Linked DNA regions of Homo sapiens: region 2 is linked to region 1. The links are chromatin contacts, found by Hi-C or POLR2A ChIA-PET in ENCODE. All regions are on one chromosome and are shown on one strand. The core of a region is the stretch at or near the end of the contact, and the rest is flanking DNA. Distances in the headings are between cores, read along the strand shown.

Evidence for each region. Hi-C counts contacts between places; a loop is a spot of excess contacts on that map. ChIA-PET counts read pairs that join two places held with the same protein, here RNA polymerase II (POLR2A). Pooled maps may share reads with other maps.
Region 2: a loop to region 1 is called in a pooled map, with 3 times the contacts of the local background. The contact joins the enhancer-like site here to the promoter of GYG1 in region 1. A Hi-C loop is called at or near these places in 3 of 50 pooled maps. POLR2A ChIA-PET finds 5 or more read pairs at or near these places in 3 of 52 experiments (Caco-2, H1 and T-cell).

Annotation. Positions count from the first base shown.
Region 1 is chr3:148,989,983-148,992,957 of GRCh38, forward strand. GYG1 (glycogenin 1) reads left to right here and starts at 1,558. Exons shown (of 8, transcript NM_004130.4): 1 at 1,558-1,665. The coding sequence starts at 1,659. RefSeq lists silencers at 1,197-2,246, 2,280-2,574.
Region 2 is chr3:149,178,853-149,181,827 of GRCh38, forward strand. CP (ceruloplasmin) reads right to left here. Exons shown (of 19, transcript NM_000096.4): 15 at 704-810. Among named protein-coding and RNA genes, the nearest start is that of CP, 41 kb to the right of the region's middle. Within about 2 kb of position 1,324, at least 16 of the 41 ENCODE cell types and tissues checked have a DNase peak (open chromatin) inside an H3K27ac peak, as active enhancers do.

The sequences.
Region 1 (2,975 bases), core at 308-2,807:
AGGTTCTACCCTTAAGATTCTTTTTGTTTTGTAACCTGTTTTTCTTCAAATAATATATTTTGAACAGCTTTTTATATTAAAAATATATAATGATTATGCCTACAGAGTATTTCATTACCTCAAGAGTATATGACGCGACTTCAAAAAGTCCATAGAATATACATATTATAAAAAAAAAATGCATGGATTTCAAAATTATTTTGCACCAAAATAAACCTACCCTTAAGATTCTGATTCAGGAGGTCTGGGCTTAGGCCCAAAAATCTACGCTTTAACCAGTGCCCCCAAGTGATTCTGATGTAGGAGATCCACACCCACACACGAGGAAACAGTGATATAACTGGTTTGAGGACAGCAGTACCACCTTTGCAAATAAATCACTTATTCTTAAGCATCTGTTTTGCTTTTTGAACTGATGTCAACTTCCTGATTGGTTTCCAAATGGCTTTGCAGTACTCATTCAACATTTACCGAGCAATTTCAGTTTTCAGTTTGCAGAGAACTGAACTACCCGAGGCTTGTTCTGTGTTTGGACTGGGGATGGGGAGCAGAGAAGGATGTGATCACATTAAAGCTATTTCTCAACTTCCTAGAAAAATGACAAATTGACCATTTCAAGATTTGTGAAACAGGTTAGCATTGGCTAACCACAGTTACAATAATTTACTAACCTTTTTGGAGCCCCTGTGTACAAGAGGCACCAAGACTTTCTGGGTGGGAAGGTTGATTCTGTAACCAAACTGCCAGGGTTTAAATCCTACTTTCTCCATTTATATTATATGACTATAGAAAAGTTAGCACTTTGGGAGGCTAAGGCTGGCAGATCACTTGAGGCCAGGAGTTCCAGACCAGGCTGGCCAACATGGTGAAACTCTGTCTCTACTAAAAATACAAGAAAAAAAAGAAAAGAAAAGTTAATTTAACTTTTCTGAGCTCAGTTTCCTCCTCGTCTGTAAAATGAATATGTAACACCTCACTGAGTTCGTACAAGGATTAAATGAAGCACTTAAATGCCTAATTGATGCAGATGGCTCCAAGAATTTAACATTTACGAAATATTCACTATATTTTTTAGGTTAAGGGTACAAAACCATTGTGAGTACACTAAGGAATGATTATAGAGGCTGATCGAAATTCTGCAAAAAAAGCGTAAATTTTACGTTTCATTCAAGCAGTTCAGACTCACGATTTTAACTAGAGTAATCTGGGGTTTGTTTGCTTGTTTTTTAAGGTTCCCTAACCCTTGGCTTCTTGGGGAGTTTGATGCCGCACTCAGCCCCAAAGTCCCCCTTAACTCCCAGGTTTAGCGGCGACAGGGGGCGCGCGGTTGACAAGGGCAGGCGCCCCGGGGAAGTAGGAGCAGGGGCGCCGGTGAGCCGCAGCCGCAGCGGCAGCCTAGCCCCGAGGGAGGGAGGAGGAGCCGAGGGAGACGCGGGACCCGGAGCCCCGCGGGCCACCGCCCCTGCCGGCCGCGCAGCTGGGAGGATGCGGACGGCAGCGAGAGCGTGCGCGGCCACGTGACGGCCGCTATAAGAGCGCACGGGGCAGACGCTCGGTTCCCCGCCGTGCCTCCTCGCTGGCCGCGCTCCCTCCCGGTGCCGGCTTCTCTGAGTCACCAACCTGAGGCTGCCCCGGCCGCCTGCGCACCCGGCAGCACCATGACAGGTACCGCCGCGCAGCCCGCCGCCGCCAGCCCCGGGACCCCGGCTTCCTGCCCAGCCGCCGCCTCCCTTCTCCTCCGCCCTCAGCCCCGGAGTGTTCCCGGCAGGACGAAACCGCCGCAAAGTTGCTGGCTGGCCGCAGCCGGGCGTGTTTCTGCCTGCGTCAGCTGCCGCCCCGCCGCCCCCCAGAGTGCAGGGATGGGGCAGCCGGGCAGAGCCCGGGCCCTCGGCCGGAGCTCTCGTTCCTGCTTCCGTCTCCTCGTCCTTCCTCTTGCTCTCACGGCGAAGGGCCGGCGGGCGGAGCAGCTGCGGCGGGGCCGTGTGGGGGTGGGGAGCCGGTTCCCCTGGGGGTTCCAGGCGGGAGTCCGGGGCGCAGCGGCATCGTGGGGAGCTGCCCCGGCCTCTGGCGGCCCGGAACCCCAGGAAGCAGGGGCTCCGAGGCGGGGATACTGCGGCCTCCGCCCGGCTCCTCCGCCGCCCGCCCCGGCCCCGGCCGCCACGCTGAGCCTATTTTTAGGCCTTTGGGGCCGGGTTGCGGGAAGCCGGGAGTCGGACTAGCGTCCCCGGGCGCGAGCCCCGTCTGGTGGGAGGGCGCCGGCTTTGGCTTCACTTGTTGCGAGGCGTCCGGGCCACTCCACGAGTTAGCCCCAGCACTGGGAAGCTCCGAGTTAGCTGGTCCTTCCGTGTCATTGAGGCTAATAGCCAGGGTTATTACAGCAGTTGAACTGCCACAAAGATTGCAGGTGTAACCCAGAGTTCAGCCGTCTTTAGGAAGATTAAACTCCTACCCAGCTGTCATTGGTCTTTCTTGGTCATTTGTAATGTTGGCTAGTCTGGTGTTCTAACCTGTGTTCTATCCCTTATTTAATCTTGGAAATCATCCATATCCTTGCTTCCAGAAATCCTTGAATCCTGCTCACCTTATTACATTTTTCTCCATGATCGCCTGGAACCTGGACTTCATTTGAGTTAGATGATCATTCATTTTGCCTAGCTTAAGTATTTTTGGTACAGATTGACAGCGATGTTACCCATGTTATAATGGGCTGAAGATAATAGAAGCAAGTACAGGCGGATGTTGATGGGCCTGTCAAGGGACAGGTGCCACTGTTCAGAGCTTTCCTAGAGTGTGAGTGACTGGGAAGCTGGTGGCCCTTCGGGGGTGGGGAACTGGTCTTCCTACAACTTAGTAGTTGGCCTGCCGTGGGAGAGGGCCTAATAAAATGTGTGAAGATGGCTCTCAGGTCAGCAGCCGAGGGATGCGCTGGCCCACTAGGCAACCCACAACTTCCTCTCATGTCTCGGTGGAATTTC
Region 2 (2,975 bases), core at 74-2,573, 190 kb after region 1:
AAATGTCTGCAGAGGCAAAAATTAGCTCAGCTAATGAGCAGTGATTTTAAAAGAATCCCAAATGAACAGTGTTGGTTTGTTCCATAAACTCATGAACTCTTGAGTGTGAGCCAAGCGCTATGGCAGTCCCTAAAAATCCATAGATGAATGAAATGTGTAATAATAAATAGGACCACAAATACCAGATTTACTCATTTGTTTGAGCCAGAACACTGAATTATCAAGGAGCTACTTCCCCCGGCTCACTCAGGCACTTCACCCACCTATCTATAACCGACTCCATTTCTTTTCTCCCTCCTTACAGTAGAGGTCCTTGAAATTTGCCTCACGTATTACAACGGCCTCCCAACCTCCAGTCTCTTCCCCCTCCAAGCCTTCCTTCATTCCACCAGAATGAAGGATCTGAAATGCAAATATACTGCCATTCTTGGTCAATTTTTCAGTGGCTACCTGTGACCCACAAGACAAAAATCTAAACTTCCCAAATATCTTGAAAGGCCTTTGAGCTGTATCATATTAGGAAATGTTAGATTTTTGTCTTGTGTGTCATAGGTAGCAGCATAGTTGCTAAAGTAGATTGCAAACAGTTTATTTTCCTAGGATTTTAACGTAGAATTGGACCACAGGAAAACACTAACCTTGTCTTCCTTCAATTGTGTGTCTATTTTGGGAAGTGTCACAAAACAAATGATTTGTATTTTACCTTAACTTGATCCACAGTTGAATAATAAGCCCATGGAATACAAGCAGAATCCTCTGTTCCAGCTCCAGATCTTTCTGGGATTTTCCATACGTAAGTGAGAGTTTCACCTAAATTCATCAAGTGTTAATGGATCTGGTTGTATTTGGTTTATATTGTACACACACACACACACACACACACACACACACACACACAGCCTTGATAACTAGGACCCAGGAACTGGAAATGTCAGTGTAATTAGTTTTTAAAAATTGTGGTACTCAAGATTGTTTTCAGGAATTTAGTTTTAAGATGAACTGGAAGACAAAATTTTGTCATTTTTTGGGTTAATTTTAAATTAGCTATAACCCACTTGCCATACCACAAAGCTAGGAGGTGTGTACTTCAATATTACAATTTGAAAAAACTTTGCAACCAATCTCTTCTTAGCTTGAAGTGTGTTTTCCTAATATACTTTTTTCTCTTCAGATACCAAGTGATTTTTCCCCAGTGGCTGGCACCTTTCCCGTAATCTCTGCATGTGTGTATCTGGACTATTTTGTGTAATTCCCTCAGCTTCAGCATTGGCTTCCTTTCCTTGTCCTCTCTCATGATCATCCTTAGTGAGCTCATGATTCCTGGCGAGGAGCCGTTAGACCTCTTGATCTCATGAGTCACCGACTTGACACAGTTATGTTTACCTCCCCCTCCAGTCCATCTCATTCTATCACACCATGTGCTGTTTTGTCACTACTCCCACATACAGGACATAACCACACCCTCGGCCTTGGCATTTTGAAGACGACCAGTTGCTTCACCCTCCTGCTTTGCCAAGGCTCTTACCCTTTTCCCATGTGCTCTAGGCTTTTCTCCAGTCTGATCTGCGTTTCCATTCACCTCAGGGCTTCCTGTGCAACTGCTCACAGGCCTCAACTTTTGGCCATGCCCACTCACCAATCCCAGCCACACTCATTTTCCATCCCATTTATTTAGACCACACCATTACATATTCATGCTATCACACTAACCTGCCAGAGTCCAACAGACATTCACTAGAGAATCAAGCAAGACAACAGAGATGGTCTCAAGTGATGTGGTAGACGTCTTACTTTTTCTTCAAGCCTCAGTCTGAGCTGTTCCTATGTCCTCACCCTTTTTCTAAGCAGAAAATTTCACTAGAATATAAAGTATTGATTCACCACCTGCACATATTACTGTCTGGCCATCTCTGCTTTTACTTATTCTCATAAGCTGCAAAATAACATTTTCTTCTCTTTTCCACACCCCTTTACAACCTGCTCTTCCACCAGTGGTCAGTGCCCAAAACCTTGGGGTCATGCTTGACTCCTCTCTTCCCTAACACTCCCTAGTGCCCATTTTCCAGCAGGTCCTTTTAGTACCACCTTTAAAATGGAACCAGAATATGATAACATCTCACCACTTCAGCCGCTTCCACCATATTCCAAATCTCGATGATGATGATGATGATGATGATTTTACCCAGATTATTGCAGTGGTCCTTAACTGACCCCAGATTCTGTCCTTGCCCCCTTAGGGTCACTTAACCACACATCACCAACAGCCCCTTAAAAGGTGTCCATCAGAACATCAGTCTTAAATCTCGAGTCTGAGGTCCTCCCTACTCCATCTGGCCCCTGCTCTCCCTGGATCTCATCTCTAGCATTCTGTCCCTTGTGTGCTTTTCTTTAGCCTCTGGCTGCCTTGCTGCTGCTCACACACACCAGGCATTGCTCCTGTCTTCGGGGCCTAGAATCAATTCGTGCACAATTACCTGAATTTCATTACTTCTCAAACTTTAGGTGTTTTCAGCAATGCCACCTCCTCAAGGAAGCCCTCCTGACCTCTCTACCTAAAATAGCACCCTTGCTACACCCTGCTAAGTTATTGAGAAATAGTATTTTCCTGGAAGCCAACTTTACAACTAATAGAAGAAAAATATGGTTCTTATTAAAGAAAATGCTCACCTATGTATATAATCTGTTCAAGATTTTACTCTATGTTTATTAAAGAAACATTTGATGATCTCCTAATATATGCCAGATACTGTACTAGATAGGGGGAATTTAGAGTTCCAAGTGGCAGCCTCTGGCCCTTAGAACCACATGTGCTAGAGACAGGCATGGGAACATCCAGCCACATATGGTGTGGTAGATGCCATTTGAGCTGTGTTCTAGCTGAGCGAGGAGACAGCATCTCTCTGATTCACGCTTGAGGATTCATAGATGTCTACTACCTTCAGGTTTTTCTCTTAAGCTCTCCTGTGGACTTTTTT